2 separate regions of the Homo sapiens genome follow, and region 2 is linked to region 1. The links are chromatin contacts, found by Hi-C or POLR2A ChIA-PET in ENCODE. All regions are on one chromosome and are shown on one strand. The core of a region is the stretch at or near the end of the contact, and the rest is flanking DNA. Distances in the headings are between cores, read along the strand shown. Region 1 overlaps USP20 (ubiquitin specific peptidase 20). Region 2 overlaps FNBP1 (formin binding protein 1).

Region 1 (6,061 bases), core at 1,634-4,133:
AAAATGGGGTTGCATGTTTATGTTTCTATTTTTCTCCAAATTTATTATAAATAAAATATTTTTTTTATTGCCAATAAAAAAATGCAAGTCAACATCTGGACACAGTGGCTCATGTTATCCTAACACTTTGGGAGGATCACTGGAGCCCAGTAGTTTGAGACCAGCCTGGGCAATATAAAAAGGTTAGCTGGGTGCTGTGCATGCACCTGTAGTCTCAGCTACTGAGAAGGGCGAGGTGGGAGGATCCCTTGAGCCCAGAAGTTGGAGTCAGCAGTGAGCTCTGATTGTGCCACTGCACTCCAGCCTGGGTGACAAAGCAAGACCCTGTCTCTAAAAAAACACAGACACACACAAATCAAGGAGTTCCCAGGGCAAGGCCACCAATCCTATCTCTTTTCACAGTACCTTCTGCTCAGCTGGACTGGCTCAGCCCAGTAGGGCCTTCCGGGCAGTAGGGCTGGACTTCCAGCCCTTGGGAGACACCTGGGCCTCTGACCCCAGCCCCTCTGTTCACTGTTTTCCTCACTTTGGGTCTTTAACACAGGACTCCCCGCCACCCTCCCACCCTCTGAAAGCTGTTCCTATTGCTGTGGCTGATGAAGGAGAGTCTGAGTCAGAGGACGATGACCTGAAACCTCGAGGTAATGGCCCCCACAGCAGGGGAAGCTGATGGGCTGGGCTGGGGGCCCTCATCTGGAGGCTGGAAACCGCCAGAGTCTTGGTCTCTATTTGCACCTGCTATATGGGCAAGGAAGGATGGGGTGACGGATAAGCTGTTTAGCATGGTGGCTTCACCCCAGAAGTTGGCTGGCCTAGCTAAGGTTCTGGAGAGCTGGCTATCTTGTCCCCTCTCCCAGCTGGGTGACCCTGGGCAGGCCGACCCCTCTGCTGTATGGTCTGGACAGTGGGCCTGGCTGGGCGGAGGGGCAAAGGAGTTCATCTGTTTAAAACACTCAGGTAACCGCAGCTGTTGTGAGCAGGAACCACGTTAGTTTACTGGGAAGATTCCTGGGGTGGAACGCTTCCACCATGTCCTCTTCTTGGGTCTTGGGCAGTTGAGAGCCACACCTTTGTGCCAAATGTGACTTGCAAGGTTTCCTCGGTGGGGCAGGGTGCTCACCTGCTCCTCCCCGTTGTGTTTATTTCCCAGGCCTCACGGGCATGAAGAACCTCGGGAACTCCTGCTACATGAACGCTGCCCTGCAGGCCCTGTCCAATTGGTAGGTCGACACTTTGTCCGAGGGCCGAGAGCTGTCCCTGGCAAAGCCCCGGAAACAGCAGCAGTAGCAGCCCCCAGCCGGTTGCCCACAAACACATGTATAGGATGCACAGCAAAATGCCTGAAAGCATGTATACCCTTTGACCCAGCAATCCTCCCAGTCAGAATGTATCCTGAGGAGATAACCGGAGATGCTGGGGAAGTTGTACGTGCAAGGAGGCTCAGTGCTCTGTTGTTTACTGGAAATGATTTAAAGGCCCATCTGCAAGAGAGTATAAATTCTCATAGCCCTTGCAGCAAGTGCAGGAAAAATGGCACAAGACAACATGCATTGAAACAAGAAGGGGTTCAGAATCTGGTGAGTGGGGGAAAAAGGAGGTTATAAAGCATTGCATGGTACAATCCCGTTTTATGGGAGAAATGCGATTTTCCATTAAGGATAAGGCTGTGAGCTCCATGAGGCCAAGGATGTCTCCTGTGTCTGACGTGCTTCTCCTACCCAGTGGAGGTTAGAGATGCAGTATATGTATGCGGGAAGCAGAGAGGGAATGGGTACAAATGCGTAGAAAAGTCTGGAAGGCTATGTCCCAAAATGTTCCTAGTAACTATCCTCAGGTGGCAGGATGCAGGTCAATTATTGTTAATAATTGACCACACCCAGGCTGGGCGCAGTAGCCCACGCCTGTAATCCCAGCACTTTGGTAGGCCGAGGCAGATGGATCACCAGGTCAGGAGATAGAGACCATTCTGGCTAACATGGTGAAACCCTGTCTCTACTAAAAATACAAAAAACTAGCTGGACGTGGTGGCACGCACCTGTAGTCCCAGCTACTGGGGAGGCTGAGGCAGGAGAATCGCTTGAACCCGGGAGGCGGAGGTTGCAGTGAGCTGAGATCATGCCATTGCATTCCAGCCTGGGTGACAGAGCGAGACTCCGTCTCAAAAAAAAAAAGAAAAATTGACCGCACCCAATCCGTTTTAACTTTAATAACCTCTTTAAAGGCCCTGTCTTGGCTGGGCACCGTGGCTTACGCCTGTAATCCCAGCACTTTGGGAGGTCAAGGCAAGTGGATCGCCTGAGGTCAGGAGTTCAAGACCAGCCTGGCCAACTAGTAGAGCCTGTCTCTACTAAAAATACAAAAAAATTAGCCAGGCATTGTGGCATGTGCCTGTAATCCCAGCTACTCGGGAGGCTAAGGCAGGAGAAGCACTTGAACCCGGGAGGCAGAGGTTGCAATGAACCAAGATTGCACCACTGGACTCCAGCCTGGGCAACAGAGGGAGACTCTGTTTCAAAATAATAATAATAATAATAAAAAAATAAGGTAAGATAGATAAGATGAGATAAAATAAAAATGCCCTGTCTCTGGGAGTTAGGGCTTCGCAGATGAATTTTGGAGGATACAATTTTCTCATAACTGGTAGGAGCCTTCTAGTCACCTTCAGGAGTTTCTGGGTCCAGGGCCACTGTGCTCCCTGTGCGAGCACTCAGGGCTCCCCGCTATGCAGCCCTTTCTAAACTGCCGCATGCCTCATTTGCTCTCCTGACCTGGCTCTCTCTCCCCTGCACCCAGCCCGCCGCTGACTCAGTTCTTCTTGGAGTGTGGCGGCCTGGTGCGCACAGATAAGAAGCCAGCCCTGTGCAAGAGCTACCAGAAGCTGGTCTCTGAGGTCTGGCATAAGAAACGGTGAGCAGCTGCATCCCTAGCCTTGGGCGGTGTGTGGGGACTGGGGTTTCCTGTCAGCACCCATGATTGAGTACTTCCTGTGGATTCAGCCCCCAGCGAGGACTTGCCTCACTTTGTCCCGGGTAATGCTTGCAGCAAGCCTGCGGGGTGGAAATTGCATCCAGTCCTGTTTTACAAATAGGGAAACTGAGGTGCAGAGCACTTTAAGTATCTTGCTCAAGGTCATAGAACCTGCAAAAAGTGAGCTAGAATTTGACCTACTGTTGACCCTACCGAGCAGCCACTGGTAGATGTCTTTGCCAAGAGACATGGTGACCCGGCCTCAGCCAGGACTGTGTGTGTAGAAGGAGGTGTGGGGCAGGGGAGCACAGACTGGATGGAGCTTCTGGCACAGTATGAAATTAATTTAAAGATCAGAGTCTGTGATTAGATCTGTTTCTCCAGGAAAAGTCAAAGTTGGGAATAATTTTAAATGAGCACATAGAAATATGTATTATGTGTAGAAGCGGATGAAAAACCAGCGTAGGGCCAGGCGCAGTGGCTCACGCCTGTAATCCCTGCACTTTGAGAGGCTGAGGCAGGTGGATCACGAGGTCAAGAGATCGAGACCGTTCTGGCCAACATGGTGAAACCCCGTGTCTAATAAAAATACAAAAATTAGCTGGGTGTGGTGGCGTGTGCCTGTAGTCCCAGCTACTCGGGAGGCTGAGGCAGGAGAATCACTTGAACCTGGGAGGCGGAGGTGGCAGTGAGCCGAGATCGCACCACTGCACTCCAGCCTGTTGACAAAGCGAGACTCTGTCTCAAAAAAAAAAAAACAAAAACAAAACAAACCAGCATGGGAGAAATATGTATTAAATGTAGAAGCAGATTAAAAACCAGCGTGGGGCCAGATGCAGTCACTGACACCTGTAAATCCAGCACTTTGGGAGGCCGAGGCAGGAGAATCATTTGAGCCTAGGAGTTTGAGACCGGCCTGGACAACACAGCAAGACCCCGCCTCTACAAAAACTACAAAATTAGCTGAGTGTGGTGTGAGCACTTGTGGTCCCAGCTACTCAGGAGGCTGAGGTGGGAGGATCGCTTGAGTCCAGGAAGTTGAGGCAGGCTGCAGTGAGCTTGATCATGCCATTGCACTTCAGCCTGGGCGACAGAGTGAGACCCTGTCTCAAAAAAAAAAAAAAAAAAAAAAAAGTCTGTGTGCAGTGGCTCACTCCTGTAATCCCAGTACTTTGGGAGGCCGAGGCGGGTGGATCGCAAGGTCAGGAGTTCGAGACCAGCCTGGCCAATGTGGTGAAACCCCGTCTCTACTAAAAATACAAAAATTAGCTGGGCATGGTGGCGCGCACCTGTATTCCCAGCACTTTGGGAGGCTGAGACAGGAGAATCACTTGAACTCGGGAGGCGGAGGTTGCAGCAAGCCAAGATCATGCCACTGCACTCTAGCCTGGGAAACAGAGCAAGACTCTGTCCCAAAAAAAAAAAAAAAAAAACCCAGCATGGTACAATATAATTCCGCTTGTGTAAGAAGCCAAGTTTAAATGTGTATCTGTATGTATTTTTGTATATGCATCTGTAGTTTCACAGAACCAGAAATCTAATGGTAAGTATCTGGTGCCATTGGTGGTGGTGTTTTTCTCTTGTACTTTTCTGAAATTTTAGATTTGTCAATAATGAACATGTCTTACTTTTGAAATGAGAAAACCACAGTAAGTGTTTCAGAATGAAAACAAATCATGTTTAGGCGAGTTTGTTGTGCACCAGAAGGAAATGATGCTATTTTATTTGAGCTCTTTGCTTAATTGAGGCAGCTATGACTTGACATTTTCTTCTTGTCTGTAGAGATGTGTGAGCCTCTTGGGGCTCCTGGCTGAGTAGGCCCCTCCCCAAATGTCAGGAAACGCCACACTCTGATCCAGCCTGACGGGCTGGCTGCCTGCTTCTCTCGGGAATGAGCAGCTCAAGGCAGGCTACCTGGACTAATGGGTTTGGGCTTCCTACAGGCCAAGCTACGTGGTCCCCACCAGTCTGTCTCATGGGATCAAGTTGGTCAACCCAATGTTCCGAGGCTATGCCCAGCAGGTAAGCCATCTGAGCTGCCCAGGGGACACCCAAGGCCATGACCCACCAGGCCTGACTTTGACGCCAAAACCAGAGTGGAAAATCGCAATGGCAGCTGAGCACTGGTTGGCAGGTCTCACGGACCAGGCTCTCACTCCTAAGCCCTTCACACGTGTGAGGACAGTGGAGCCTCCCAGCAACCTGCTGACATTTAACCCCACTTCACAGATGGACAGACTGAGGTTCAGGGGCCGAGCCACTTGCACAGGCCACACAGCTAGTAAATGGTGGAGGGGAATTCTTTTTTTTGTGGGGGAGGGTGGGTACAGGGTCTCACTCTGTCACCCAGGCTGGAGTGCAGTGGTGCAGTCATGGCTTACTGCACCCTCGACCTCCCGGGCTCAAGCAGTCGTCCCACCTCAGGCTCCGAAAGTGCTGTGATTATAGGCATGAGCCACTGCACCCGGCGGAGGGGAGATTTGAACCCAGGCAACCTTGCTGCAGGGCCTCCGCGTTGCACCCAAAATGACACAGGGTTTCATTTCCCCAAACCACAGGCAAAATTTCACTTTTATTAAAGTAAAAAGTTTGATTAAAAATTTTTTTTAAATCTAGAGAACCCTTTTGAAACCAATCACATTTTTCTATTTTATAAAATAATGAGACCAAGACAGAGTGCAGCCACGCGTACACCTCAGCCCCGGGCTGATGGCTCCTGCCCTCCAGCCTCCTGCCCCAGATGGCCCACAGCCTGGGCTTTCATGCCAGGCCTGCAGGCAGAGCTGGACCTGGCTGGGTCACCTCTTGTGCTGCCTGAAATGAGCACCATGGACGGAGTGGCAGTCATGTGGGGACAACTTCCGCCCTCTACCCCCTGCCTGCTGTCCCGTCCCAGGATGAAGTCTGCTGGGCCTTTGGCTCCTGCTTGAGAAGCTCAGCACTGCCTGGACACCTCTCTTTTTGGGGAGTGATAACATGCACAATGACTAAAATTCACTGAGCACCATTTAAGTGGTCACAACTTAGTCCTCATAGAAGTCTCACAAAGTGGGCACTGTTGTCACCCACACGTTACAGGTAAAGAGCTGAGGCT
Region 2 (6,061 bases), core at 1,343-3,842, 130 kb after region 1:
GCGACAGAGTGAGACTGTCTCAAAAAAAAAAAAAAAATTAAAGAAAAAGGAAAGTAAATGTTTCTAAATCAAAATCATCTAGCTCTTTAACAGGCCTTAAAACAATATCCACAAACCAATTCAACTACAACTATACAACATGAAATCATTAAGGACTTTGCATGCCACTTCAAGTTCAAGCTTAGTTCTACCAAGAACTTTTAAATATATTCTATAAAAACACAAATTTCTTGGATAATCTCATCATTAAAAGATGTAAGGAGATCCAAAGTACTTAAAAAAAAAAAAAAAACAGAGACAGGGGGCTCACTATGTTGCCCAGGCTGGTCTTGAAGTCTCTGGGCTCACACTATCCTCCCTCATCAGCCTCCCAAAGTGCTGGGATTGCAGGCATGAGCCACCACACCTGGCCCCAAAGCACTTTTTTTTTTTTTTTTTTGAGAAGGAGTCTTACTCTGTCACCCAGGCTAGAGTGCAGTGGCACAATCTCAGCTCACTGCAACCTCCACCTCCCGGGTTCAAGCAGTTCTCATGTCTCACCCTCCCAAGTAGCTGGGATTACAGGCGCCTGCCACCATGCCCCACTAATTTTTGTATTTTTAGTAGAGGCGGGGTTTCACCATGTTGGCCAGGCGGGTCTCGAACTCCTGACCTCAGGCAATCCGCCCACCTTTGCCTCCCAAAGTGCTGGGATTACAGGCGTGAGCCACTGCGCCCGGCCCGAAGTACTTTTAAAATACTATTCCACATGACCCCTCAACACATTACAGAAGGGAGTGTGAATTAGTACAAGCACACTGGAAATGGCTGAACCCTATCCACCAAAGCTAAGCATATGAGTAGCCTGTGACCTTGCAATTAGATGCCTACGTAGATCCTAGGAAATGTGTTCAGATACACACAAAAAGCCTTGTACAATAATGCTCGTTGGAGCGCTACTCATTATAGCTTAAATTAGAAACAACCAATCACCTAGTCAGAACGGATGAGTTCTGGTGCATTCACAGACCAAAACACTCAACAGCAATGAAAATAAGCAGATCCCACCACATGCTACCACATGGTCAATCTCACAAACGTAATATAGAACAAAAGAAGCCAGATACACAAGAATGCATACCAAATGATTACACTCATGTAAAGTTCAAAAGTGGGCACTACTAATCCACGCGGTTAGAAGTCAGGAGAGTGGTTACCGCTGGGGGGAGAGTGGGGAGCTGGAGGGGGCCAGGGGGCCTGCCAGGCTGGTCTTTCTGTTTCTTGACCTGGGTGCCCGGTTACATGAGTGTGTTCACACTGTCAAAATTCATGGAGCTGCACACTTATGATTTGTGTACTTCTCTGTACATATGTTATTAATATATTTCAATAAAAAGTTTACTGAGAAACAAGCTGCTCCAAAACTCAGCAAATATCTTGTTGAAAAAAAAAACTGGGCCTTAAAGCAGTAATTTAGTTTTTATTTTTAATGTTCTATGAAAATTAATTTTCTGTATGAAAAACAATCACTTCTATTGAAATATTACCTTACATAAAAGGAAAAATATTTAAAATATACATTTATACTGTAAAATGAGAATATACGTTATCCTTACATCATTTTGCAGTTAACAAATAACCTTTTTCAATATCAACTTACCTGAGTTGCTTTGCATAGCTGAGTTCAATCTCTGTCCTTTCTTTCACAAACTTGATATATTTCTCAAGAATATCAATTCCCCACTGTGTGTGTTTTTCTAAGTTGTCAAACTGATCCTGTTGAAACAAACCAAGAGAGAAGTTATGGTCTTTCCCTGTGATTAACATAATTTCAATGAATAATTCTCTTAACAACATATTACTACATACAAAGTAGTACTAATATTTTCCATGATTATACTTGGGGTGCTTTTTTGTTGAGCCATTTTAAATCAACATTACCAAATTTGGTTTGAAAACCGCCTGGAGTACTGAACTCTGACCTATTCATTCATATTTCCTATTCCTTTTAGAAACATAGTTTTCAGATATAACTGATGTCTCAGTGCAAGGAAAAATGTCATTCCCAGACGCCAAAAACCGACAGGTGAAACATACACACAAACACAGCCACACACGGTTTGCACCTTAACTGTTATCTCTGGGTAATCATTCAAAACAGCTGATTGAATCTGAGCCGAGGAACGGGGGGAAGTGTTACAAAATTTTGCTTTCTTCAAATGATTAAAATAAAACACATGGATTTTATTCTTCCAAACATACACCAAACCCACACTGTGAGCCAGGAACAGTGCCTGGAGCTGGGGAACCAAAATGAACAAAAATACAGCCTGAGTTTGCATTGTGCCTTGGGGTTTCTGGTCTGGAAGAACAAGAGGGAGCCTGGGTAACACAGAACCCATCTCTACAAAAACAATTTTTTTAAATTAGCTGGGCATGGTGTTGTACCACTGCACTCCAGCCTGGGTATAAGAGCATGACTCTGTCCCCCCAAATAAAGAATGAGAGGGGACAGGTATGCTAGCAACAGCTAATGCAAAGACATGGAGATATCCAGGAATCAAGTGAATTTGTCTTTGAGTGCAAGGTGGAGGTGGGTGGGGCAGAAGGGAAGTGGAGTTGGCGAGTGATGAAACTAGAGACAGCTCAGAGCTAGATCACCCAAGGCCTTGAAGGACGAGCTTAGGAGTTTAGACTCTCCAGCAGGCACAAGAGGACTTGGAAGAGAAAGCCAGGAAATGGCTCCAACAGTCTAGATGAGACAAAATAGGCACAGAAGGGAAGAATTCTAGGGACATTTAACAAACACAATCAACTAGTGTGTGAGTGGCCGGTTGGACGTGGAGGCTGGCAAGGGTATGAGGGGGAGGGAGGATTCCAGAGTGACTTTCAGGTTCTGCTTCCCGGAATTAAACAGAAGATCCAGATAAGAAAGAGCTACAGTTTGGGGTGAAAATTAAATGTTGTTTTGACATGTTGAATGAGGGACTGGCCTGTCCAGAAGAGAGCTGGAAACACAGAAGGATTTAGAACTCAAGAAGGGCATCAAGTGAGTAGGTGGATCTCAAGCAACAGCCGAGGATCAGAACACCAAAGACGACAGCAAGGATACACAGAATTAGCAAAGAGGGCCTGGCCCAGGAAGCAGAGCCCAGAAAGGACTAAGGGGGCGAGCCAGAGGGGGCATGAGCACATCACAGGGAAGAGAGAATTCCAGTGGAAATGGAATTCTCCATGGAAAATTTGCTGCCTCCTGAGAGGTAACAGTCATAAATGAGGGTTCTAGCCCCAGCAAAGGGATTTCACAGAGACAGGCCCCCAAATGTTTCAAGTTTTAGTCATTTGCCTGTAAGACGCAGCTATAATCTAATTTCCTAATTTCACAAATCAGTCATGAGGATCATGCGAAATGGGGAAGTGCCAACTCAAATATAAAAATATAAAGCTAGTGTTTAATCCTACGCTTGTGCAATCTAACAGTATACATTCAGTGTCTTACTTCAGACTGTTTTTTGTTTGTTGGTTGGTTTGTTTTGAGACAGAGTCGTGCTCTTTCCCCCAGGCTGGAGTGCAGTAGTGCAATCTCAGCTTGCTGCTGCCTCCCAGACTCAAGTGATCCTCCCACTTCAGCCTCCTGAGTAACTGGGACTATTGGCACCCGCCACCATGCCTTCACTAATTTTTGTATTTTTTGCAGAGAGGAGGTCTCACTATGATGCCCAGGCTGGTCTTGAATTCCTGGGCTCAAGTGATCCTCCCGCCTTGGCATCCCAAAGTGCTGGGATTACAAGTGTGAGCCACTGCCTCCGGCCGGCCTGTTTTTTTTTAAAACCACTTTATTAAGGTATGACTGAGATTTTGGCCAGGTGAGGTGGCTCACGCCTGTAATCCCAGCATTTTGGGAAGCCAAGGCGGGTGGATCACTTGAAGCCAGGAGTTCGAGACCAGCCTGGACAACATGGTGAAATCCCATCTCTACTAAAAATACAAAAGTAGCCGGGCGTCATGGCAGGCACCTGTAATCCCAGCTACTCGGGAGTCTGAGGGAGGCAGGAGAATTGTTTGAACCCAGGAGGCAGAGGTTGCAGTGAGTCAAGATCACACCATTGCACTCCAGCATGGGTGACAGAATGAGACTATGTCTCAAAAAATTAAATACAAAATTATAAAACAAAAGTGCAAAATGTTTGTCTTTATGACTAATAATTTTTAATATTTAAAGTTGATTCTTGGTCCTCAATAATATATATTCCACAAACCCCTAGATTTCAGTTTAAGAAACACTAGATTATGTTATTTATAAAGTCAAGGGTCATCAAGTAAGCTAATAGTGTAAACGAGACTGAAGATCACCTTAAACTACTTGAGAGAACAAATATACACACAACTCAAGCTATGACTACAAATCATTCTTACAAATTGAGAGCACGACTTCGTCAAAGCCCTCTGCTTATCAGTAACCCTTTGTGGATCTAGTTTCACAGTAATCATATTTATTTTTAAAATGATTAACAATTATCAGGGCATCATGGCACACATGCCTGTAGCCCCAGCTACTAGGGAGGCTGAAGCAGGAGGATCACTTGAGCCCAGGACTTCAAGGCTGCAGTGAGTCATGATCAGGCTACTGCACTCCAGCCTGAGCATCAAAGCAAGACCCTGTCTCAAAAAACAAAAACCAAAAACATAAACACCCTTTCCTTTATTTAAAAGCCCTCTCCCAGCTGGGCGCGGTGGCTCACATCCAAAATTCCAGCACTTTGGGAGGCCATGGTGGGCGGATCACTTGAGGTCAGGAGTTTGAGACTAGCCTGGCCAACACAGTCATCTTTACTAAACCTCATCTCTACTAAAAATACAAAAATTTGCCAGGCATGGTGGCATGCACCTGTAATCCAAGCTACTCAGGAGGCTGAGGCAGGAGAATCCACTGAACTCAGGAGACAGAGGTTGCAGTGAGCCGAGATTGTACCACTGCACTCCAGTCTGGGCGAAAGACAGAGACTCTGTCTCGAAAAAAAAAAAAAAAGAAAAAAAATGGCCGGGCGCGGTGGCTCACACCTGTAATCCCAGCACTTTGGGAGGCTGAGGCGGGAGGATCAGGAGTTTGAGACCTGAGGTCAGGAGTCTGAGACTAGCCTGGCCAACATGGTAAAACCCTGTCTCTACTAAAAATACAAAATTAGCTGGGCCTGGTGGCGCACGCCTATAATCACAGCTACTTGGGAGGCTGAGGCAGGAGAATCGCTCAAGCCCAGGAGGTGGAGGTTGCAGTGAGCCAAGACGGGGCCATTGCACTCCAGCCTGGTCAAAACGAGCAAAACTCCACCTCAAAAAAAAAAAAACAAAAAAGCCCTCTCCCTGTATGATTTCCCATAATCTCCAAAGCCTTGATTGTTTTCAGCAGTCATAGGTGCCACCTTGAAAACTTGCCCAGAGGATATGCTCTTAGGTTTCATTCTTGGCCTATTAACAACCTGACTACAGATTTCCCCCCACCATATCACTTTGCATTCAAACTGATGTATACTATACAAAGCAACAGCTTTCGATACCAAAGCCCTTGAAAACAACAGAAAAAGCCCATCTACATTTGAACTGAGTCCACCTTAAAAATTACTGGCCTCAATCCAACAATATGTTTTCCATAAAGTTATCTCTATTCAGGACCATTCTACAAGCTATAATAAAGCGTTTACCAAGATGACAGAGCCCAAATAAGATAGAAGATCTTAATAATAAAAACCTTACTCAGTAACAAATGAGCTGGTGCTTGTTTGTGACTATAGCAGAGTTCTTTTGATGCTCTGTGAAACCTGAGGATGCCCCCACGCTCTCACTATCACATGAACTGCTGCAGCACTGACTTGACAGCAGCTAGAAGAAAATTCAAGACAGATGAAAAACGAATCAACCCACTTACATTCTTGACTAAAATGTGGAAAAGTTAATGGAAAAAAAAATCCAAATCTTAAAAGGACTCCTTTGTGAACAAATATTATAAACGGCTCTTTAAAAACAGCCTTTGCTACTTTGGGGATGGTGTCATCAAAAATGCATCCCTTCCTGCCTGATGTCACAT

The links. A loop is a pair of places that touch in the nucleus more often than their neighbours do. ChIA-PET counts read pairs that join two places held with the same protein, here RNA polymerase II (POLR2A). Pooled maps may share reads with other maps.
Region 2: a pooled map shows a loop between it and region 1 (1.9-fold over the local background). The contact joins two enhancer-like sites. A Hi-C loop is called at or near these places in 2 of 50 pooled maps. POLR2A ChIA-PET finds 5 or more read pairs at or near these places in 5 of 52 experiments (CD4-positive, alpha-beta memory T cell, CD8-positive, alpha-beta T cell, GM10248 and 2 more).

Annotation. Positions count from the first base shown.
Region 1 is chr9:129,860,393-129,866,453 of GRCh38, forward strand. USP20 (ubiquitin specific peptidase 20) reads left to right here. Exons shown (of 26, transcript NM_001110303.4): 7 at 545-641; 8 at 1,151-1,220; 9 at 2,794-2,907; 10 at 4,911-4,989. Among named protein-coding and RNA genes, the nearest start is that of MIR6855, 6.2 kb to the right of the region's middle. RefSeq lists an enhancer at 2,824-2,993 and a silencer at 4,538-4,832. Within about 2 kb of position 2,884, at least 5 of the 41 ENCODE cell types and tissues checked have a DNase peak (open chromatin) inside an H3K27ac peak, as active enhancers do; they include CD8-positive, alpha-beta T cell, where a contact is called at or near this core.
Region 2 is chr9:129,993,204-129,999,264 of GRCh38, forward strand. It overlaps FNBP1 (formin binding protein 1), which reads right to left. Exons shown (of 17, transcript NM_015033.3): 2 at 1,640-1,755. Among named protein-coding and RNA genes, the nearest start is that of FNBP1, 47 kb to the right of the region's middle. RefSeq lists enhancers at 2,312-2,441, 2,852-3,131, 3,272-3,371, 3,392-3,461. Within about 2 kb of position 2,593, at least 9 of the 41 ENCODE cell types and tissues checked have a DNase peak (open chromatin) inside an H3K27ac peak, as active enhancers do; they include CD8-positive, alpha-beta T cell, where a contact is called at or near this core.